3 separate regions of the Homo sapiens genome follow, and regions 2 and 3 are each linked to region 1. Evidence: chromatin contacts called from ENCODE Hi-C or POLR2A ChIA-PET data. All regions are on one chromosome and are shown on one strand. The core of a region is the stretch at or near the end of the contact, and the rest is flanking DNA. Distances in the headings are between cores, read along the strand shown. Region 1 overlaps WDR25 (WD repeat domain 25). Region 2 holds the start of MEG3 (maternally expressed 3). Region 3 holds the start of RTL1 (retrotransposon Gag like 1).

Region 1 (3,666 bases), core at 1,073-3,572:
ACCTGATACAAAGAACCCAGGGGAAATTCCACATCATGTGCCCCTGCATACCAAATTCTTTAGAAAAGACAATTTCCCATTAATTTCAAATGTGCGTGTTCTCTGGGGATTTAATACAGGGGGAGTTTCTAAGCATTTGCATCTCTGTCCCATAATATAAAGCATGGGCCAGGGGCATGAACTGCCTGTGTTCACAACATCATCCTATTTGTGACAGATTAGATAGATTAGACGCGAGGTTCCACCTTCCTACCTGTGATCTTTCTCTGCTATAAAAACAACTCTTGATGTCAGTGTCTGAAATTACTTGCTCAAAATTATAATTATTATATTAATGTGGCTAACTGTAAAACTATACCTCGGCTTTCTAAATGAAAACACCAGGCTGCCAAAACTTCTAGAATAATTTAAACTAGTAATGTGATAAAGACTATTACATCTCCAAAGACATTACCATAGAATTTTCCCCCCATCTCAACAAGAAAAGATGCTGGACTATATTGGAAGCCTCTGTGAATTGCCTAATTATAGTTAATAAGGTCATCATCTGCTCATGAAATAGCCTTTTCTGTTTTCCAACAGAGCATTCAACAATTCTAAACACTGTTCATCTGAACACTCCCCGAGAAAGCTATCACATCACAGGGTAGACAGCAGGAGAAGGAAGAAAGAGGTAGGCGGAAGGAGCGAGGCCCCAGGAAGCCGCAGAGAGACCCCTGTGGAGACGGGAAATAAATTTTTTTTTTTTTTTTTTTTGTGATGGAGTCTTGTTCTGTCGCCCAGGCTGGAGTGCAGTGGCGTGATCTCGGCTCACTGCAATCTCCGCCTCCAGAGTTCAAGCAATTGTCCTGCCTCAGCCTCCCAAGTAGCTGTGATTACAGGTGTGCACCACCACACCTAGCTAATTTTTTTTGTATTTTTAGTAGAGATGGGGTTTCCCCATGTTCGCCAGACTGGTCTCAAACTCCTGACATCAGGTGATCGCCCACCTTGGACTCCCAAAGTGCTAGGATTACAGGCGTGAGCCACCACGCCCGGCCTAGAAATAGAACTTACTTAGAGCCCATCATTTCAAGGCCAGGGTCTCAGGTGAGACAATGGGAGTCACAGGAATTGTGGGTGTAGGGACCACTCCACACCCCTGCCTGGCAACCTGAGTCCAATGCCAGGTCCCTCCCGGAGTAGGTGTGGCGTGAGTAGGACCCCCCCCCGCCACCGCCACCCCAAACTCCCAGGGATGTCCCATAAACTCACCTTAGCATAGACCCTGACCGTTGTGGCTGAGACTGGCAGGCTGCACTACTGTGCTGTTGTGCAAATTTTTCACCTTTTTTTTTTTTTTGAGACGGAGTCTCGCTCAGTCGCCAGGCTAGAGTGCAGTGGCACAATCTTGGCTCACTGCAACCTCTACCTCCCGGGTTCAAGCAATTCTCCTGCCTCAGCCTCCCAAAAGTAGCTGGGACTTGTACAGGTGTGCACCACCACGCCCAGCTAATTTTTGTATTTTTAGTAGAGAAGGGGTTTCACCGTGTTGGCCAGGATGGTCTCCATCTCTTGACCTCGTGATCCGCCCACCTCGGCCTCCCAAAGTGCTGGGATTACAGGCATGAGCCACGGTGCCCGGCCAAATTTTTCACTTTCAATAGTTGCATGAAAGTCAGAAAGGCCAGTGCTAGGTGACATTGTGTGTATCATGTACAAAATCACAGGCAGTGTGGATATAAGACGTAAGAAGGCAGGGCACAGTGGCTCATGCCTGTTATCCCAGCACTTTGGGAGGCTGAGTGGGGGGTGTGGATCACGAGGTCAGGAGTTCGAAACCAGTCTGATCAACATGGTGAAACCACATCTCTACTAAAAGTACAAAAATTAGCCAGGCGTGGTGGTTGGTGCCTGTAATCCCAGCTACTCAGGAGGCTGAAGCAAGAGAATTGCTTGAACCCAGGAGGCAGAGGTTACAGTGAGCTGAGATGGTGCCACTGCACTCCAGCCTGGGCGACAGAGCGAGCCTCCGTCTCAAAAAAAAAAAAAAGACATAAGCAAACTAAGAACAACCTTCATGAGAACCTATGAGCACATGCACAAGAGCCTAAGTAGCCAGGCCAGGGCAGGAGGAACAGGGGCAGCATGACACGCCTGTCCACAACAGAAACGATGGAAGGCTAGGAACAGCTCAGGGTCACTGCAGCCAGGAAGAAGTCAGGCAGAAAATGCGATGTCAGCCCTGTGTCTGTCTTGCAGACCAATCACACAGTATCAAAGTAAGGGCGATTTGTGCAGCTGTATTCCTGACTCACTCTCCAGAGCCTCACTGGCAGAGACAACAAGGAAAAGGCTCGGTCTCTAGCACCCCCATCCGCAAGCAGAGGTAATGCTCAGGCAGCTCTCTCCCTCCCTGGAGGAGGAAGGTGACTCGCAGTAGCCTCAGAACTGGAAAGGGGAGCCACCAGGGAAGAGTGGCTGGAGCAACCAGCCTGGCTGCTCAGGGTCTTAACAGGATGGTGGGGGTTGGAAGGGGCACCTAGGTCATGGGAAAGAGCCTGGCCCCACACATGGCTCCATCTCCCTGCACCCTCGCCTGACCACCTTGGATCTGAGATACTCAGTCCCACAAATCCCTGAGTGGCTGGGAGACTGAGAAGTCTGCAAAGCATGTGGCATGTGCCAAGTGTCCTACTAAGCAGCTCCTCCAGGTACGGCTGCCTCTCTCCCTGAGCTAGTGTCAGCACCAGGCCTGGCACAGGAGACACGCACAAGTAACAGATGGTGAGGAGATGAGCGGAGGACTCTGGCCATGCCACACACAGCACAGCAACCCTAGGCCCATAGAGAAGGGAGGGGCAGGGCCCAGGCTCGGCTCACCAAAGCTTGGCCCCTGGCCTGTGGTAGTTGGATTGCCCCTGGAGGGACTCTTTCTCCCAAAGCCATATAATTCTGTTGAGTCACTAGTTTTCAGGAATACTGTGACTTCTGAATCATCCACGCAAGATCTCACCCCTGGGCTAAGATGGGCCTTCCAGACCAAGGTTTGTGAGGGTGACTCTCCCTGGGAAAGGTATTGACACATTTTCTCCTCAGTTCAAATCAAGTACCTCATGACTGTGAAGTTACTGGGTCCCATAAGTGAGCCCCAAGTGCCTGCTACAGAAAAGTACCCTACAGTCAGTAACGAGCACCAAGCTTCTCCCTGGGCATCTGGGGACGATGGTCCAGTGCTCCCTCCCCAGTGAGCCCAAAGACAGAACACTGCCGGGGCACAGCCCAGGTGCACATGGTGCTACAGCAACACAGGCCACACTGCCATTTATGCAGTCTGGAGACAAGGGAGAAAGGCAACCTCAAGGAATGGGTACAGAGAGAAGGGGACCCTTGAGCCAAGTCCAGGGGGATAAGGAAGACTTTGCCTGAAAAGAAGGAAGGAAAGGGAAAAGGCCTAAAAGGGTGTGTCATGTTTGGGAAAGAGCTGGAAAGAATTCAAGGCACACAGCAGGCAGTTTGTGATAGGAACAGAAATCGGGGCAGGGTGAATGGGCCGGTGACATGGGTTGGTTTGCATCCCGTACTGTTTGGGCTGCAACCTGTATTGTAGTATGAGGGCAAACAGCAAAGTTTTTACATCAAGGAATGACAATCAGAGTTGAGAATACGTAATAATAGAAATTACAA
Region 2 (3,885 bases), core at 239-2,738, 410 kb before region 1:
TCTCTCCATCCTGCTCAAATGAGCCACACCTTCCTAAGACCCCCGAAACCAAAAACCACTGGAAATCAACTAACGTGCCTCTGTGCGCCTCCACAACACCCGAAGCCACGGCGCAAAGGCCGACCCCGGCCTCTGCGGCCACTCCGCAGTGAATCCGGGGGGTCTCAAAACTGTTCCCTCTTGGGTAAACGAATCCAGGATCCTCCAGTAGATCCCGCGCCCGACCCCCTCCATCAGGAGAACAAAGGCCACCTCCCCTCCCCACCCCGCCCCCCAAAATTCCGCAGTGCCGCCAGCGCCCTCTCGCGGCCAGCCAGGAAACCTTCCAGAAACCTGCCACGTAGCCACCCGCCTGCGCCCCCACCAGGCCCGCCGGCCCAGGGTGGGAGGGGGCGGCCTGGGGGGGCTTGACTCTGACAAAGGAAATGGCAAAAGGCGATTTGACCAAAAGTCCAAGACTGCAACATGTCAGGATTTTCGAGCGACCACCACGCAACGCTCTGAAGACCCCCGCGGCACCCCATCCCCAGCTCCCAGCGTCCAGACCCCAGCAACACACCCCCTTTTCTGCATTTCTCTCCTCCCTCTTCCCAGACCCAAGGACACGGCCTTCTCTCCTCCCCAACCCACCCCCTGCATCTATTCTCCCAGTGCCCCCAATCCCACGACCCCCCTTCGGCAAGGACTGATCCTAGGGGGCTACTGGCAGGTTTGCACTTGGGCGCCATCTCTCTCCACTGTGAAAGTGGCTGATCAGGGCAGAACCAGATGATATCGGGTAGAAATTTTACTCCACATTTTGCCTGGGGTCCACACTGCACTAAACCTGTGTATTTGGATTCGGAAAACCTCGCGAAGAGGAACCTCCACTCCTCCCGCCCACGATCCACCAAAAACCTGGCCAACAGCTGGCGAGGCAAATATGCCCGGGAGACCCTTCTATTCGGGTGCTTCCCCCCCTAATTCATGGGGCACGCAGAAGGCATCGCCGCCATATCTCCCACTATTAACGCGATTCTAGAGGCGGCTTCTAATACAGGAAATCCGGGGTTCGCCCCCCAGTGACTGCCGTATACCCGAATCCAAGAGGAGTTCCATCTGATTCCTCCCGCTCCTCTGAACTGAAGTCCCTACCACCCAGCCCACCCTTAAGGACTGGACCCTCCAGAGAGGAGCCCTGACTTCCCCCCAGGGAAATGTGCCTCAAGATTTTCTTTCTGACAAATTTTGTTGCGGACGCTCGGGGACCAGGCGAAGTGGCCGCCTCCAGCAGCAGGACCCAGGATCAGGCAGGCTCTCGGCATGTCCAGGAGGACAGAGCCCATCCCAGAAGCGGATGCCGTCTTCCTTTTGCACATCCTTTGCGGCAAGGATGGCCAACCACTCACCGGGTGAGGGATCCTCTCGTGGGCGCCCCAGCTCTCCTGAGGAGCCGCCGCCAAGGCCAGCGAGCCAAGGCGCGCTCCCTCTCTGCTCTCCGCCGTCTGCGCTAGGGGCTGGCTGGGTGGGGTTTATATGGAGGCGCAGAAGGGGTGGTCTCTGACGTCAGCGCATTCTGCTGCAATGCGCTCATTTCTCTAAAAGTGATTGGCCGGAAAAATGAGCCCCCCAGATTCTATGACAAATTGCTCTAGCCGCACCCAGATTGCAGCAAAGAAGGGAGGAAAAAATTCTGCCGCAGTGCCCCTGGCCGCCATGACCAACACCCTGTGGTCGCGGGTGCTTTTTCCCTGCGTGAGCCCGGCTCGCCAGGCAGGGTGAATTCAGGCACAATGTGTGGGGGGAATCGCCCCGATGGCTGGCCGTCCTCAGGCGGCCGATGGCCAAGGTGGGGCTGTCGGGGCGCAGATCCCACACCTGGCGGTTTCGGAACATCCATCGGAGGATGCGGGCTTAGCGAAAGAAAATCATGCTTTCTCTTATTGTTCAGGAAAATAAAATGCCCGGGCGACATAACTGGTTCCCAGATGTAAGCCAGAGGCTGTCACCCCCTCCCAGCCCACCCGTGCGTTTCTGACTGGTTCTCTTTGACATGGGAGACAGAGCTCCGCGTCTCCGAGTCAGAAAACCCTGGCTGTGGAGTCCCGGGCTCTGCCGCTTACAACTCATGTTCGCGGAACCCGCTATGCCCCTTCCTCTTCCACTGGGTCCGCTTCCTCCACCTTAACCAGGGGTACCCCCCACCACACACACCAGGGTTGTAATAAGAATCCAGACAGGAGCCGTGCCCTCTAAGGAAAGTACTTTTAGAGGGCGGACTGTGTCCCATGTGGAGATGCCTGAGCTACCCCTCAAAGTTGGGGTGATCCCCACACACATGCCCTTTGAAAGAGCCCCAGCGCCCCGAAAAACAGGCAGCGACACATGTTGCGCCGAGCCCTGCCGCGGCCTCGGCTCCGGAGCTGGCACATGGGAGTTAATCCCTAACAGGTGGGAGCCCTCGGCAGCTCTGCCCGGCTCTGAGTGGCAGAGCGTGCAGGGCCGTCAATCAAATGTCCTCTCGCAAAGGTCAAAATGCTGTTGAAAGGGACCGAGGATCTATCTTAGGGTGACAGGTGGGTGGCAGCCAGGAGGACAAGGATGGAGTGCTCGGTGACAGAAAGCAGGTGAGGATGAGCAAGGGGCCCCAAAGAGGACAGCAGAGAGGCCCCGCCGAGGGCATCAAGTCAGAATCGCTCCCCCGCACTTCTTTGGGGGGTTTAAGCGGCGTCAGAGGGAGCCCCCCATGCCCAACGATCCCACAAGGTGACTGTAAAGCAGACGGGAGATTCCAGGGCTGAAAAGAAGGGAGAAAGGCTATTTCTACGTCCACAGCTAATGACTAGGGAGGTGAACATTGACCGTCAGGTCACTAGAGGCGCCGAGCCTTGGGACGGCGTGTGGGGGGCTCGTTTTTTCATAAACAGGCGCACTGTTGGGGAGATAGAGACGTGGGACGTTGGGGTCCTCATGGGGCGCTGCTTTAATATGTCAGGTAACACGAAGGAGAAAGAAAACACCCCCTTTACAGCCTGTGGAGCTTGCCAGGAGCCCCAGGGACTAGAGCCCCGGAAGCAGGCCTTGCACAGCAGAAACGCCCGCACCAGCCACAGACGTCAAGAACGCTTCAAAAAATCATGGCTCCGAGCACCCGCGTCAACAGGAGAACGTTTATTAGCCACAGTATTAATAGCTAGGAAACAGCCAGAGCTGGCCGGGGCCAATCAGCAACCAGGAGCCCCTGTCGTCAGGCCCCCACGGCCAATCAGACGCCGGCAGGCCCGGTTGCTAGCCTCTCGGGGGCAGAGGCGAGGGGCACGCATTGACAAGGGGCTCGCATTCACCCGCCGCGCGTGGGAACTGTGGTGGCCGCCAGAGAGCATCCGCAGCCACGCACCCGGGGGCCCGGGAGGCTGTCGTAGACACAGTGCCAGCCCGCGTCAGCCCTGCAGCCCCACAAGGGCATGAGTTGACGTTCCGGTGGGAGCCCCAGGCCTCAGGTGGGATGCTCCTGGAGCCCCTAGAAGGAGAAACTTCCAGACACCTAATGTCCAGTCTCTCCTGTCAGGGCCTGGCGCCCCTGCGGGAAGTTGAGCCTCCCAGTGAGAAGCCAGCCTCTGCCCTATTCTGGGCCCCCTGGCTCTTGAGCCTGCTCCTTCGAGGTTCACAGTAAACCCCACTCTCCTATTTCAGGGCCTTACTGACAGCCCAAGGAAAAAGACCGTGGAAATTACGGGTTTCCTACAAAGCACCACGGGTTTGAATCCCGGCTCTGCTCCCTCCGCGCTGGGAGGCTGAGGTCCAGGCCCTCCCTCTCTGTGGGCCCCTACTTCCTCATCTGGAAAAAGGAAAGACTTGGACAAGATGGTCCCTAAGGAGCCTTCCAGTCCTACTTTGCTTGATTTG
Region 3 (3,688 bases), core at 545-3,044, 490 kb before region 1:
CACGTTGAGTGGACGGAGGACGATGTACCAGGGTGCAGAGTGTTGCGGAACGAGACACCCGCCAGCTGCCCAGAGACCCTCCTGCAGCCCCCAGCGCTCCTCTCCCCACTCTCCCTCCCAGTCCCTGCCTCCCCGAGCCCTCCAGCTCTCTCCCTGACCCCTGGCTGGAAAAGGGCCTGAGGGTACCACTCTTCAAGGCAGAGCGGCCACCTGATGAGCCCTTCCCTGGGACTCTGGTCCCAATTTGGTTACTGGGACAACGCTGTCTCCCATTAGACACGCTTTGAAGGAAGACCCTGGAGTGACCGGCTCAGTCATGCTGGGAAGGATTCAGCTGTCTAGCTTTCAAATGCCTTTTTTTTTTTTTTTGGCTTTTTTATTTCTTTTGGAAAGATAAGAGTTGATGCTTTTACCCTAAAACTGTGTGCCAAGCCGCTCTGGCTATCCTCAGCCCCACTCTTCCCCTATCTCTGTAGCCCTCCTTTCCGTCCTTCATAGGCTGCAAGCTGACTGGCGCCCGACCCCAGGTCCACACCCACCTCCCTCTACCCCCTGGTCCATGCACCACTCCCGGCCTCCTCCCCCACTCTTCTCTTTCTGGCCCCGCTGCAGAGTCTCGGGCCCCTCGGCTTCCTGGGCGCCTGGCCACCACGCAGCGCCTGGAAGTGCTCCCTCCCTCATCTCTCGTTCCCCACTTTGGAAAGCCGGCCACCGGACAGGACAGCTCCCGGGACAGCTCCCGCAGCCTGCTGCATTGCAGCGCAGCCGTCTGTGAGGGAGGGGCGCAACCTGCAGCCCCCGCCCCCCGCCCCGACCACCCCCGCCCAGCAGCCCCCAGCCCCGGCACGGCCGGCTCCCCCGCCGCACCGCACGCATCTGTCGCAGTTAAAAGCGCCGCTGCCAGAGCAAAAGCGCCGGTCCCTCTTGACTGTCCCCCTCCTCACTTTTCGGGCTCAGAAATGTGGCCCAGGCAGCCCCCTTGTGGCACGTGGGGGCGCCACAGACTCTTGGCTGGTGTCTGAAGAATTCAGACTGTCTGATTCCACCGCACCGTGAGTTGGCACAAATCTTCGGTGGCCCAACTCCTACCCGATGCAGAACTCTGCTCAGCGGCCTCTCTGAGTGGGGGGCACCTCTCCCCTCCCCTCTCCCCGTCCACACCTCTCCCTTCTCCCTCCAGGGAGGAAGCGAAGGAACTCTCCTGTTGAATATTGCTCTGACAAGCAGACAGGTGTCTGGCAAACGTGATTGGGGTGGTGGGGGAAGGGGGGGGCCAGGAGGGTGGTGGGAATGGGGGCTTTTCTCGAAATGACGTTTGGTTTCCATCTCTTATCTCACAGATGGGAAACCGAGGTGCGGGGAGGGCCATAGTCCCTGTCTGTGTCAGAGTCAAGGCTGGAGATCCTCCTCCAAGTCCAGCCTGGGGCATTTCCCTGAGGTGCCGGGGCACCCTTAAGACGTACCCCTCTTCCCCCTCCCACTTGTCCAGCCCCTCCAGATCTGGTTCTCCCCGTCCGGAAGCCCTGGAGGGCCCCTGGATGTTCTCTGTCCTCTCTAACTCACTGTCCACACAAACAAGCCCAGCCCCCTCCGTCTCTATCTGCAATCTACTTGCAGACAGGCAGGGCCCTCTCCACATCAGGTTAATAATGCCATTTTCATAAGCCTCTGCCCATAGGTGCTACCACCTAATTTTGAATCTGCCCTTCAAACGGATTGGGCCACAGAGGAGCTGGGATCTCAAGCACCGCTGGGAGGTGCTTATAACTAATCAATCCGTCCCCTGCCCACCCACACCCCCCCAGCACTCGGCACAGCCTCGCTGAGCAGCCTTCAGCAGCAGGGTGTGGTGGGGAGCCTCGGAGAGTCTGGGGTTCCATCCTGGCCCAGCCTCACACCAGCTGAGAGACGGTGAGTATAGGACTTTGCCTTTCTGTGCCTCAGTTTCCTCATCAATCTAATGGGGCTCATGAGACCAGTGTGCAGGGTTATTGCCCGGGTGAGTTCTTTGCAGACAGCCCAGTTCGGGACTTGGCTCCAAGACGGGGCTCCATAAATCTCCATGCCTGCACCCCCTCTTGATCACCTCAATTTCCAGTGTCTTATTCCCTGTTTGTTTCCCCCACCAGACCGACTGAGCTTCGAGGACAGGAAGCCACCGGCATCACTAAGCCACCGGCATCACTTCATCCCCAGCCTCACGCTTGGGACTGGGCCCGGGGAAGGTAGGTACACTGTGGTGGCTTGGAGAATGAGTGCATGGATGGATGTCTGTCCCATAGTCTATGGGATGCCCGGACCCCGCTGAGTTTCTCCTCCCCAGACCCCTGTCTAAGCTGGCCCTTCAAGGAAGCCGCCGGGAAAAACTGTTCCTTTATGCCTTCATGCTTTACCCCTCGTGCTGTTATATACAATGCAAATTCTCGGTCTATTAAATGCAGATGTGGGCTCTGCATGTCATTTATGCTGCCTGCTGCATCTACTGTGAGTTCCACAGGCCGGGGGCTGCCTCCGGCTGACTTGATTTGTGCGATTAAGCCAGCAGAGGGGACTCTGCCAGGAGAGGTTCCCGTTTGTATTGGGAGCAGGGTCTTGAAAGGCCAGGCTGTTTTCTCTCTTGCGACACTTGTTACATACCTCTCTCTCCCTCCCTGGGTCCCACCGTCTACTCCACAAGCATTTATGAAGTGTCTGATGTGTGCAAGCCTACACTTATCTCATTTAGTCCTCACTTCACGCCAGTGACGGAGAAACTCTCATCTCCATTTCACAGGGGAAAAGCCGAGTCTGAAAAGTAAAGGGAATTGTCTTGCAGCTAGAGAGCAGGGAGTCAAGCCGGTCTGCCTGGCTCGGGAGCCCCCAGCCCTGCTGTGGCTGCCTACTGCTGCTGCTGCTGCTGCTGCTGCTACTGCAGGGCTGACCAGGGCTGGCCGGGAGGCCAGCAGCTCCTGCAGAAAAGGCAGGGGGCTGCATACAGAGCGTTCTCCCTAGCAACTGGAAAAGGGGCCATAGAAAACCCAAGAGGGCTGAGAAGCCGCTCAACAGATAGACATGGAGCAGCTGGCCCCAGGAGGGGAGCACCACGCCCTCCCCTGGGCTTTTAGCAGAACAGCAGGGCAAAGGGCTCTGTCCCAGGTCTAAAAGAACAGAGACAGAGGTGTTAGGACAGGTGTAGAGGCGCCCAATCCTGTTCCCACCATTGGTGGGGGTATTGCCATTCAGCACAGAAAGGAGAGGACTGAAAAGAGAGGGAGCCCACAGCCTGCAGAGATCGGAGGGCAGAGGGGGCAAGGGGGCTGCTGCACAGCCGAGGAGGCAGATGCAAAAGGCAGGGGAGGGCTCAGCAAAGCAGCTCTGCGTGCGAGCCCTGAGCAGGCTGCCTGGGGAGAGAGGGAGCTCCCTGTTACAGGAGGCATCCGAGGGGAGAGAGGCAGGCCAGTGCTTGGCTGAGAAGGCTGCAGCACGGTTTCCTGCCCAGGCTGGCAGCCCACATGTTTAGGCCTTTGAGAAGCTCCCACAGCACCAACTCCTGAGCAGGCAAGCGGGCAAGTGAGCGAGGTGGCCAGAGGGGACCAGGCAGGGGTCAGTATGAGGCCATTTGGCCTCTCCCGAGTAGCTTGCCCTGGGCTAAATGGCAAAGGCACAGAGATGGTTGGCGGGGTGCCTCTGTCCCAATAAGGCAATGAGG

The links. A loop is a pair of places that touch in the nucleus more often than their neighbours do. ChIA-PET counts read pairs that join two places held with the same protein, here RNA polymerase II (POLR2A). Pooled maps may share reads with other maps.
Region 2: a map of IMR-90 shows a loop between it and region 1 (17-fold over the local background). The contact joins the promoter of MEG3 here to the enhancer-like site in region 1. A Hi-C loop is called at or near these places in 2 of 168 maps with a recorded cell type or tissue (both IMR-90) and 2 of 50 pooled maps. POLR2A ChIA-PET finds 5 or more read pairs at or near these places in 1 of 52 experiments (endothelial cell of umbilical vein).
Region 3: a map of HCT116 shows a loop between it and region 1 (4-fold over the local background). The contact joins the promoter of RTL1 here to the enhancer-like site in region 1. A Hi-C loop is called at or near these places in 3 of 168 maps with a recorded cell type or tissue (HCT116, HepG2 and dorsolateral prefrontal cortex) and 5 of 50 pooled maps. POLR2A ChIA-PET finds 5 or more read pairs at or near these places in 1 of 52 experiments (SK-N-SH).

The regions. Positions count from the first base shown.
Region 1 is chr14:100,416,312-100,419,977 of GRCh38, reverse strand. The region is part of intron 2 of WDR25 (WD repeat domain 25); the gene reads right to left. Among named protein-coding and RNA genes, the nearest start is that of WDR25, 42 kb to the right of the region's middle. RefSeq lists an enhancer at 1-348. Within about 2 kb of position 2,322, at least 5 of the 41 ENCODE cell types and tissues checked have a DNase peak (open chromatin) inside an H3K27ac peak, as active enhancers do; they include HCT116, where a contact is called at or near this core.
Region 2 is chr14:100,823,721-100,827,605 of GRCh38, reverse strand. It overlaps MEG3 (maternally expressed 3), which reads right to left and starts at 1,488. Exons shown (of 10, transcript NR_190993.1): 1 at 1,389-1,488. RefSeq lists an enhancer at 3,188-3,885.
Region 3 is chr14:100,901,828-100,905,515 of GRCh38, reverse strand. It overlaps RTL1 (retrotransposon Gag like 1), which reads left to right and starts at 1,794. Exons shown (of 4, transcript NM_001134888.3): 1 at 1,794-1,911; 2 at 2,130-2,225. The region is part of intron 5 of MEG8 (maternally expressed 8, small nucleolar RNA host gene); the gene reads right to left.